Linked DNA regions of Homo sapiens: region 1 is linked to region 2. A link is a loop called in an ENCODE intact Hi-C map of the cell type or tissue named here. Cell type or tissue: heart right ventricle. All regions are shown on one strand. Each heading gives the region's core, and the rest is flanking DNA. Links, peaks and the distances in the headings are about the cores only. Region 1 has its middle 29 kb from the start of LINC00934. Region 2 holds the start of HSPB8-AS1 (HSPB8 antisense RNA 1).

What was found. A loop is a pair of places that touch in the nucleus more often than their neighbours do. Peaks named below come from ENCODE experiments on the same cell type or tissue, not always from the same donor. Only the 100,000 strongest peaks of a DNase experiment are listed, where the experiment ranks them.
Region 1: it touches region 2 in a loop (2.2-fold over the local background); 2 of 110 quality-filtered maps call a loop at or near these places.

Annotation. Positions count from the first base shown.
Region 1 is chr12:119,272,135-119,277,515 of GRCh38, reverse strand. No RefSeq gene overlaps it. Among named protein-coding and RNA genes, the nearest start is that of LINC00934, 29 kb to the left of the region's middle. In heart right ventricle, for the core only: a CTCF peak has its summit at 2,620; no DNase peak of the experiment used is centred there.
Region 2 is chr12:119,181,356-119,186,736 of GRCh38, reverse strand. The region is part of intron 1 of HSPB8 (heat shock protein family B (small) member 8); the gene reads right to left. HSPB8-AS1 (HSPB8 antisense RNA 1) reads left to right here and starts at 2,642. Exons shown (of 3, transcript XR_007063482.1): 1 at 2,642-2,810; 2 at 3,716-3,863; 3 at 4,535-5,381. In heart right ventricle, for the core only: no CTCF peak of the experiment used is centred there; a DNase peak (open chromatin) is centred at 2,256; H3K4me3 peaks cover 4,104 bases; H3K27ac peaks cover 5,000 bases.

The sequences.
Region 1 (5,381 bases), core at 134-5,133, 91 kb before region 2:
ATGGCTCCTGCATAATTAGACCCATCCACCTCCACACTCGCTGCTCTTTCTTTGCTTCTAGCCTCTTGGAGCCGCCCAGTCACCTCTGAGGCTAATCAGCTGAAGGTCTATGCATCTGCTGAGCTCTGAAGGTTCCAAGAGGGCTGTAGAGGGGCCATAGACAATGACTGCAGAGGCTGTCATCTGGGGCTGTAAAGGCTGCTGAGAAAAACACATAGCCCTGCAACTCCGATTTTTCCCTCTTGGTTCCCTCCAGTACATCCCCCTGTTCCCAGTGTCCTGTGCTACCTGTTGCACACATCAGGGAGACATTCTTTTTCCAAACTTAGCAGCCTTGTCTCCCATCCCTGACTTTCTCTTAGCTAACTCCAGACAAGAAAGGGTTAATCTTAAAATAACCAAATCTCTGTATATGGATGACATCTATGTAATGTGTGCCTTCCATGGTAGCTTCCTGGGTATATGCAGGACTGGAATTCTTCGTTTCCATCTTGTTCTTCCTGCACACCCTCCACCCCCTGACCCTGATAGACCACATCATAGGTCTCAATGACATCACTGAAGGCAGGGAGTGTATCGTATCATATTGTCTTCTCATCCCCCATGTTTGGCATAGTTCTGAGAGTTAGTTGGTGCTCTGTTTGGGAACTTCAGGTTCAGCTGAGAAGGCATGGGAATGCTGAGAAATAAGTCCACAGAGGTAAGTAAAGTTAGAGCGTTGAAAGGTTTGGACTTTATCTTGCAGGCACTGAGGAGTTTTAAGGGTGAAATAATCAGATTTGTGTTTCAGGAAGCTCACTTTGGCTGCCAAGTGGAGAGCAGACAAAGGGGAACAGGAAGACTATTAGAAGGCTGTTAAAATAATTCCAGAGACCTGCAGCCTAAACTAGGGGGTGGGAGCTTTCCTTCATCCCCCCAATGTTTTTGCAGCCACATGTGCCTACTCCAGGCAGATGCCGTTGGGAGGTGCAGTTGGTACTCAACCTGCACTCCCTAGGCCTCAGTTGTCTGCCGCAGTTCTTGGATGCTCTGATGACTTCCAGTAGGCTGTGATGCTTTCCAGTATCTCTCAGCCTGAGGGTGTCCATGGGCCATGGTAGTGTGCTTGATACCTCTCAGAGCAGGTAGAAAGCACCGGAGGAGTGACACTTCATGAGTGTTCCTCAACCCGTGAGGACAAATACCCCAGCTTCCTTGATCCTTGGAGGGACAATTCTGAAGCATATTCTACATTATCTACTAGAAGTATCGTGAAGGATTAAACCCCAACAGTCCATGGAGAGTGACCAGCTCATTAAGATATCCTGGATTGCCATCTTCCCTTCTCTGTCTGACTTCCCCACTTCTTCACAATGCTTCCTGGGATCACTCCCAAAAAAACTCTTTGAACCCAAATCCTTGTCTCAGAGTCTGTTTTTAAAGGAACCCGAACTATGACATTAGCATTTTACTATAATTTCGTATTACATGGATAAATGGATAAATACACAAACGTTGTCCGGGTGTGGTGGCTCAAGCCTGTAATCCCAGCACTTTGGGAGGCCGAGGCAGGCGGATCACGAGGTCAGGAGATCGAGACCATCCTGGCTAACACAGGTGAAACCCTGTCTCTACTAAAAATACAAAAAAATTAGTCCCAGCTACTCGAGAGGCTGAGGCAGGAGAATGGCGTGAACCTGGGAGGCAGAGCTTGCAGTGAGCCGAGATCGTGCCACGGCACTCCAGCCTGGGTGACAGAGTGAGACTCTGTCTCAAAAAAAGAAAAAAAAAAATACACATTTTCATTCATTCATTCATTGATGCTATCCCTTTTACTTGACTTTTTAACATCAACGATTCCTTTAAGAATGGCACATTTGCTTTCTGGGGCACTAAGTCCCGCTCAAACTTGTTCAGGCACAGCATTTAGTCAGTGCATGGACCCCAAATATTAAAATGAGGCATGGAAATGCACCTGGTTTTAAATATCCAAAGTCAAGGTGCAAGGGGTTATGAGAAAATGGAATGCCCACTTCAGCAGGTGCCACATATTGGCTCTGCTCAGTAATATTAAGACAGGACCCAGCAGTGGGCAAATGTAAGGGACCCATTGAAGGTGCTATCACTTAAGCTTCCTTCACCTGGGAGAGTGTACATGAATTGTCTAAAAAGAGTAAACTTTATGGCTGGTGGAGAGTTCATATTATTTCTTTTTTTCTTAGAAAATATTCTGGTCTTAAAAAAAAAAGTGATCTCAAATTACCTCAACTGTAGTGGCAAAGGACTGCTCTGTATTTAAAGTTTATTGTGAAAATTTGGAGGGCTGGGATAGGAAGCTGCCAGCCATGAGTAAGCGTATGGTTTTTCACCAGGGGTGACTTTGCTTCCAGGGGACACTTGACAATGTCTAGAGAAATTTCTGGTTGTTACAACTTGTGTGTGGGGGGTGTGTTACTGGCATCTCATGAGTAGAGGCCAGGGATGCTGCTCAACATCTACAGAGCAGCTAGATTATCTCGTCTCAAAGGTCAATCGTGTTGAGATTGAGAAACCCTGCTTTAGAGGAATCACTTATCCTAGCTTCTATTTTTTCCCCTAGGCTTGGGGAGGGAAGGACTTGAATCATGGGGCATATCTAGGGATTCCAGCATGGGGCAGTAGAGGATGGTATAAATCCCTGTGCCTGCCTTTGCCTGGGGGTAAAGTGGTAGTGGTGAAACAGGAAAAATTCCCTTATCCCCCTCTCGGGGTGTGCGATGGGGGTGTGGCTCTCTTCTTCAGTGCCCCACAGCTTAAACCCCTAGAGGGAGCATGCAGATGAGCAGGTCGTGGGGAGCGCGGGCTCCGACCCCACAGCAGCATCTAGGGTTGAATGTTTATAGCTCCCGAAGCCCCAGTGGGCGTGTGGTACAGTGTGCTCTTTCAGCGTAGCTGTCCACAGGCAGCTTGTGTTAATCAGCTCAATTAGACCCTCTGCCTTATCACAGGGACAGAGGGCTTTCTTTACCCTAGGTTCTTGCCCCAGTGTCCTGGAAGAATCAGATCACACTTGGGCTTGGATGATGGGTGCAAGGTTTTATTGGGTGAAGGTAGCTCTCAGCAGATGAATGGAGAGCCAGCAGCGGGTGGTGTGGAAAGGTGATCTTCCCCTGGAGTCAGAATGCTCAGCAACTGGACTCCCCTCCAACCGCCCCCAACTGAATTCTGCATTGTCCTACCGTAGATGGCCTGCCGGCGTCTACTGGTGTCTGCTGGTGTGTGCTTCTGCCAGTGTGTTCCTCTCAACCTCCAGCTGTTTGTGTCTGTGTCTGCTAGGGTCTTGGGGTTTTTATAGTTACAGGATGGGGCATTTGGCAGGTTAGAGTGGTCTTAGAAAATGCACCATTTGGGCACGAAAACAGGAGTGGCTGTCCTCACCTAGGTCCGTGGGCACAGGCCCAAGGGTGAATCCTTTGCCAGGGACCCTGCCCTTCTTTACCCAGCACTTCCCTGCCCCAACTCCCATATCAGTGGTGGGAACACGGGGCCATTGGCATTGCTAAGGGCCTTATTTCAAATTGGTCTCAACAATGGGATGGTTTAAAAGCAACTAAAGCTTACTTAAAAAGGAAACTTGATATCATTACCATAAATAAGAAAAACCCAGAGTCACTTGCCTTAATTAGAAGGTAATCACAAAATAAATCCAATGAAAGTAATAAAATATTATTGAATACGGGGGAGTTGAGCAGGCTGGAAATCAGGAAGCCTTAGGAGAGTCCCATTATCTCTCCAGGCTTCGATTTGCTCAGCTATCAAATGAGATTTGGTTAAAATAGTGTTTCTCAAAGACTGGTAAGGGCAGTACATTTTGTGCAAAGGAGGTAATATATAGCTGTGTGCAGAGGCAGCATTAAGTAACAGTGAAATACTTGGTGAGAAATTGATCCCTTTTTTCAATGTTCTTTTAGTCCCTCCAAACGTAACAAGGAGAAAGTCTCAGTTGGGGTGCTAACATGTCTTTAACACCTTTTGGACCCTTGCTAATTTCCCTTTTGGCAAAAGACACAGCAGTCCACAGGGTCAGGGCATTTGTCAGGTCACCATTCTCAGTATTTAGTAACATTCTATAATTTCATTGTACTTATTTTATGATTGCCTTCTATTCATGTAAAGTGGTACTAGTTTTCCATTTTAGTGGTATTATAGAAATTTTGTCTTGAAATACATCTATGTAAGTTCTGTAAGTGAATCAATTTAATAATATTAAATAAAAATGAACAGGTAGTATGTAAAAATGGTAAAGATTATGACATTAGCAGATACCATAATGCAAGGCAGTCAGGTTGTCCTTCTTCCAGGGATAACCTTAAAATCACTGTATTTGTTTTTTTACTTGCAAAGTTAATAATTTGCAAATAAATTGCAAATATCTATGCTTTAAATATTACCTTAAAATTACACAGGACTCTCTTAAAGTGAGCCAGTTGACATGTCTAAATGCTTCCAGCTCTATTAACCACTCATCCCTCCTCTGACTCATTTTACAGTATCTTTTGTGAGAAGCACTATATCTACACCTAACTCAGTACTTGATACAAAGTAGGCACTTAATAGGTGCTTGTTGAAGAAATATATGCAGCCAAGTAATAAAAAAGGAAGTTTTCAGTTGCTGTTGACAGAAAATCCAACTCAGACTGGCTTGACAACAACAAAAAGACAGAGAAATGTTCAGAGGTAAGGGGGGTTGTAGCATGGGTCCAGAGGTGTATGATATGATCTTGGCTGTGACTTCATTTCTCTAGTCTTCTCAGATCTGCCATTCTTTGTGTCCTTGTCCTCTGGGGGAGATTTGCATTACGGTAGAAAAAATAGCTGCTGAGATCTCATTCTCAGACACCACAAATCCAGAGGAAGAGAGCATCTTGTCTCCAATATTCCAAGGAATTGTTTTGAGATTCACTCCAATTGGACCATTTTGGGTCACATGTCAACCCCAGAACCAATCACTGAGGCCAGAGGGATGAAATCCATTGATTGGTTTCTCCTGGGTTACATGTCCCATGCCTGCATCCAGGGATGGTACCATCTTCCCCAGAGTAACATGAGTTCTCAGATGGGAATTGAGAGCTGTTAGGAAGGTTAAGTTGGGAGGGGAGGGAATAGATGCTAGAAAGCATGAACACGTGATGGATGCCCCCTCCATCCATGAATGACAGCTGACATTGATAGAGCCCATGCTGGTTCATGAACCATTTGTTATTTTCCAGGATGAGATGAAAAGAGTAATTGAGGGTAAGCATTTAGAAACTTTGTGAGAAGTTCAATATTTGTACAGCATCCAAGTGTGTGATGAGTGGACTCATCTTGTTGAACAGGGTTTAGACCACAAGCGTTGGCTTATGAAGCATGGGAAAAAATTA
Region 2 (5,381 bases), core at 108-5,107:
TGTGTTGTACCAAATCTTCCATGTGTTGTACCAAATCTTCCAAGTCTCCCACCTGACTCCTCTTCTCTAACCTGCCAGTAGAACCCTGGGTCTGACATCCCAGACTGGATGGCAGGCTTGAAGCGGGGTCACATGCTGAGGGCGACTCTGCCATGTAGCTTGCTTTATAGCTAACAGAGTGCTTTCCTAACTCTGAGCCCAGACGTCGTTCTCCCTTTGTTTCCAACATGGAAACTGAGGCTTGGTGATGGATCCAGGGTCGCCCAGCAGGTCCCTGGTGGCTCTGAGCTTTGAATCAGCTCTCTCTGAGTCTAGGCCAAGTTCTAGGTCCTGATGCCTCTCTGCTCTTGAATTTCTGTCTGTTCCAGCTCCCGATTAGCTCTTTAAGCCACATTATCTGTACCCAGTAGTGAAAGCACAGCCTGGAAAAAGAATGCTTCAATCTGCCAAAAACACCCAGCTTTTCCTAAGGGCACTGTGGATGTGAAATTCCACCAGACCTCTCGCCTCTTAACCTGTGGTAAGAGAGGGCTTCCCAACCCCCTCAGGGAGGAAAAAGATGAAATTACAAGAAGACTTGGGCCTAAACTGGTTTTGATCTTGTAATGTATATAGCACATTCTAATTCTCTCGGTCTCTCCTCATTCTTTTTTTCTTTAATAGAGAGAGTGTCTGTAGTTTCTCTTTAAACAAACAAGATTAGTACAACAGTGGGGCCATTCGGCTGTTACTTTTCACTCCTCATTTGTGGGGCCACCTTCTGGAGGCAAGAACCCTCATTTACACAGGGAGGTGCTTCTGAGGGGCCTTGAAATCTAGAATGTAAACAACTTTGTTGAATATAGCAGTCCAGATTTTTTTAAACTGACAACTTATAGCTAATTACTTTTAATTATTTCTTTGTTAATAGCTTTTTTTGTGCTTTAAGATAGTGCATGTGTATGTTAGAAAATGCAGAAAATAGGCCGGGCATAGTGGCTCACTCTTATAATGTCTGCACTTTGGGAGACTGAGACAGGAGGATGACTCGAGGCCAGGAGTTTGAGACCAGCCTGGACAACATAGAGAGGCACTGTTTCTAAAAATAATAATAATAATAATAATAGGCAGGGCGTGGTGACTTATGCCTGTAATCCCAGCACTTTGGGAGGCCGAGGCAGGTGGATCACGAGGTCAAGAGATCGAGACCTTCCTGGCCAACACGGTGAAACTCCGTCTCTACTAAAAATACAAAAATTAGCTGGACATGGTGGCACGTGCCTATAGTCCCAGCTACTTGGGAGGCTGAGGCAGGAGAATTGCTTGAACCCGGGAGGCAGAGGTTGCAGTGAGGCGAGATCGCGCCACTGCGCTCCAGCCCAGCAAAAGGGTGAGACTCTGTCTCAAAATAATAATAATAATTACTATTATTATTATTATCCAGGTGTGATGGTGTGTGCCTGTAGTCCTAGCTATTTGGGAGGCTGAGGTGGGAAGATTGCTTGAGCCCAGGAGTTTGAGGTTACAGTAAGCTATAATGCACCACTGCACTCCAGCCTGGGCAACAGAGTGAGATCTGGTCTCTAAATTTAAAAAAAACAACAATAACAAAAGAAAAAATTAAAAAAAAAAGCCATCAAAACTACTTATAATCCTGTCACCCCACGGAAGCTATTAATAATATCTTTTATATGTTCCGACTTTTCTATGTTTCTCAGAAATGTGTAAATGTTACATAGTATCCATGTATATCAGTATTCTATCAAATGGGATAGTTCTCTGCATTATGTTTGGAACTTATTTTTCTCTCTTGCTAACACATTATAATTACTTTTCCATATTACCAAATATTCTTTGACAACATAATTTTTAATGGCTGCAGTGTTCTATTGAGGAATACATAAGAGCTAATTTAACCAATCCCCTACTTTGGGGTGCTGAAGAGTTTCCAACGTTGGCGAGAACTTCGTGGCCCTGAACATTCTTGTAGCTAGAACCTCACACCAGGCCGCCCTATGACTTCTTTAGGATTAACTGAGGACTAATGCAACTTCCAGAATTTCTAAGGCTTAATCTATGTTCCTAAATTGCTCTCAGCAAAAGAAATTCATTTTAAACTGGAGTGTCTGGCTAACCAGAACATGCTATCCTGTGAATGTGTGGCCGCTTAAAGAGTCTACCTTGTGCTGCCAACTCCATGACCACCAACTGCCTGGCTCTAGCACAGGCCTGTGCCCAGAAGAGCACTGTCTGTTCTTTGGTACCCTCCCCACAGCCAGGGCGCCGGGAGACCTGCTTCCCCTGGGGACAGGCCAGTGCCTCTGACTCAGCCCTTTTGCATCCTAGAATCCTCCTGCATGCTGGTGTCCTGGGAATAAAAACTGATAATATAAATAATAATAGCAAGTAATATAGCGCTTCCTTGGTGTCAGCCACTGTTCTAAGCACCTTATCTGTATCAACTCCTTTAATTTTTGCAACAACCTTAAATAATAATAGTAAAATAATAATATAAGCAGGCATTTTCATTATTGTCATTTTGTAGATAGGAAACCCGAAGTTCAGAGAGGTTAAGTGCTGTATCCAAGGTCACACAGCTTGGAAGTGACTGGTGCAAAGATTCAAAAGCAGGCAGACAGGTTCTGGAATATTGGGTGTTGGACTTAAGTCTCTACTCTGACATTTCCTGGCACATCTCTAAGTTTCTCTGAGCCTCAGTTTATTCTTCTCTGAAATGGGAATGACGACACCTATCTTACCGGGTTACCGTAGGAAGCAAATGAAAGCGAGTCACAGAATGGCTTTGGAAGTTGTAAAAGTACCATGTGAAGGTAAACACTTGTGGTTTATTTTGATGTTTGGGGAAAAGACTGCTCCTCAGAAACTAGGTGCCTCTGTCTGCTCTGAAAATAGGGTATTGGGGTGAGGGAAGGGAGGATCTCTGAGCAGGGAAAGCTCCAAGATTTCCAAAAGAGGGGCCTGGAGGTGGGGTTAACCTCATTTAAAGAGAGTGTTGCTAGGAGGATCATCTTGAAACTCAATTTGCTTATCATTTGCCTACTTAGATTGGGGCAGCTTAAGGATTATGAGTGATTTTTAATTTCTTATTTTGCTTTCCTAACTACATATTTTATCATGAAGACATTTTATTTTTGTAAACTGAAAAAAGTAATTATTATGATTTTTAGAAATACATCCAGAGGCTAGGAGAAGTCAGAAACCCCTTGCAGACATGCTTTTTTCAACATGCCTCAGAGAAATGTAGGTGGAACACTATTGGCCCAGCTAAAGAAAGAAAGTGCTGTTTCCAGGGAAGGCAGAGTCCCTGGGACTAAGGAGAAGGGGTGGAAATAAGGCCTTGGGGCTTTCCAGTCTCTATCTTAGCCAGGGTCTGGCCCAGTGGCCCATGAAGGGAACATTTCTTGGCTGGTGGTTGCAGGATGGGGGTAGGGGAATCTGAGGCTTGCTGGAAATTGTCTAGTCCAGCATTTTCCAAACACTTCCTTGAATGAGACACTCATACGTGGTCAGATAAGATAGGGCTGCCTCTTAGAGATTCATAAACTACATTAGTGACTTAAAGGCTCTGATAAGTCCTGCAGTGAGAAGACCTGTTTATAATTTTGTTTTTACTGGCACCATACAAGACCTTGAACTCTCCTGCTCCTGTTTCTAGATGCCTAGTAACAGCTTGAAGTACATTGGTAAATTCTGATCTTGTCTACCTCTTCATAAGACCAACAGTAAAACTGAGGCTCCAGAGGCTGTGGGATTTGCTCAGGGCCACACCGCCAGAAGTAGATCCAGCCATCCTGACTCAGAACCAGCCAGAGAGGCCTGACATTGAATGTCAGACACTGCCAGGGAGAAGTGGGTAATCTCAGGTGAGTTACTTTCTCTGGGCCTCGGCTTCCTTATCTGTATAATGGGGTTAACAAACCTACCCACACTTCCTAGGAGGTCCTTGTGAGGAACCACTGAGCCACCACATGTAGGCCTTTAGCACGTGCTTGTGGAGGAACGGATTTGTCATTTTGTGGTATAGGGTGGGAAACTGGATCTGACTTCCAACTTCCCTTGAAAATTGCTTTTTATTTATTTTTATTTTTTATTTTTTTTGAGACAGAATTTCTTTCTTGTTGCCCAGGCTGGAATGCAGTGGCACGGTCTCAGCTCACTGCAACCTCCACCTCCCAGGTTCAAGCGATTCTCCTGCCTCAGACTCCTGAGTAGCTGGGATTACAGGCGCTCACCACCACACCCGGCTAATTTTTGTATTTTTAGTAGAACGGGGTTTCGCCATGTTGACCAGACTGGTCTCAGACTCCTGACCTTAAGCGATCCTCCCGCCTTGGCCTCCCAAAATGCTGGGATTACAGGCATGAGCCACCGCACCCGGCCCGAAAGTTGCTTCTTAAATAGAGCTCCTGATATCAATTTTATTTTTAAACCCCTTTTATGAAAGCCCTTGTATGGACTCTCAGGGAATTTGGATTTTGTCTAGCCGATGTCACTAATTGCATGTCTGAAAAGCTTTGTCTTTGTCTTATTTAAGCTCCCAATGACCCCATTTTACAGACGTGGAAATTGAGACTGCATGACTCACCCAAAGCCTCTGGATTAGTAAGATACTTAGCTGAGATCTCAACATGGAGCTGCCAGACCCCACCTGTTATGAAGCACCTACAAAAGAGGATGGTGAAAAACCCTCCAGGCTGGACAGAGGGTCTCCTAGAGGGACCACAGGGTGGAGTCGACCCTTGGACTTGGGCTAGAAGCATCTAAGACCCTAATTAAAACAAGGACAGAAGGAATGGTGATAATCGGTCTGTTTACAGAGTGCCAGGCAAGCACTATTATTAGCTCCATTTTATAGACACTCCGCATATATTATCATAGATAGTCTGCATATGTTTAATCTTTCCTACACCCTTACAGGACAGATATTATTATGGTCTCCATTCTGCAAATAGGAGAAATGAGGCTCAGAGGGATGAAGACTTTCTCGTCCACATCCGCCATGCTAGTGAACAGCAGTGCTGGGATCTGAACCCAGGTTTCAAAGAGCATCTATTATTCATTATTTATTGGGGCCTTCCTGGATGCCTGACACTATAACAATAACGACGACAATAATAATACTAATTCCTTGTGTTCCAGGTCATAGAATGTGAAAGGAAAATAAATCTTGGGGCCCCCAAATCACTAAGCTAAAGGGAAAAGTCAAGCTGGGAACTGTTTAGGGCCAACCTACCCCCCATTCTATTCAAAGGCAGCCCTCTGCTCACTGACATAGATGCATTATCTGTTTGTCTCCTTTGGAAAGGCTAATCAGAAACTCAAAAGAATGCGACCATTTGTCTCTCACCTACCTGTGACCTGGAAAACCCCTCCCTGCTTCA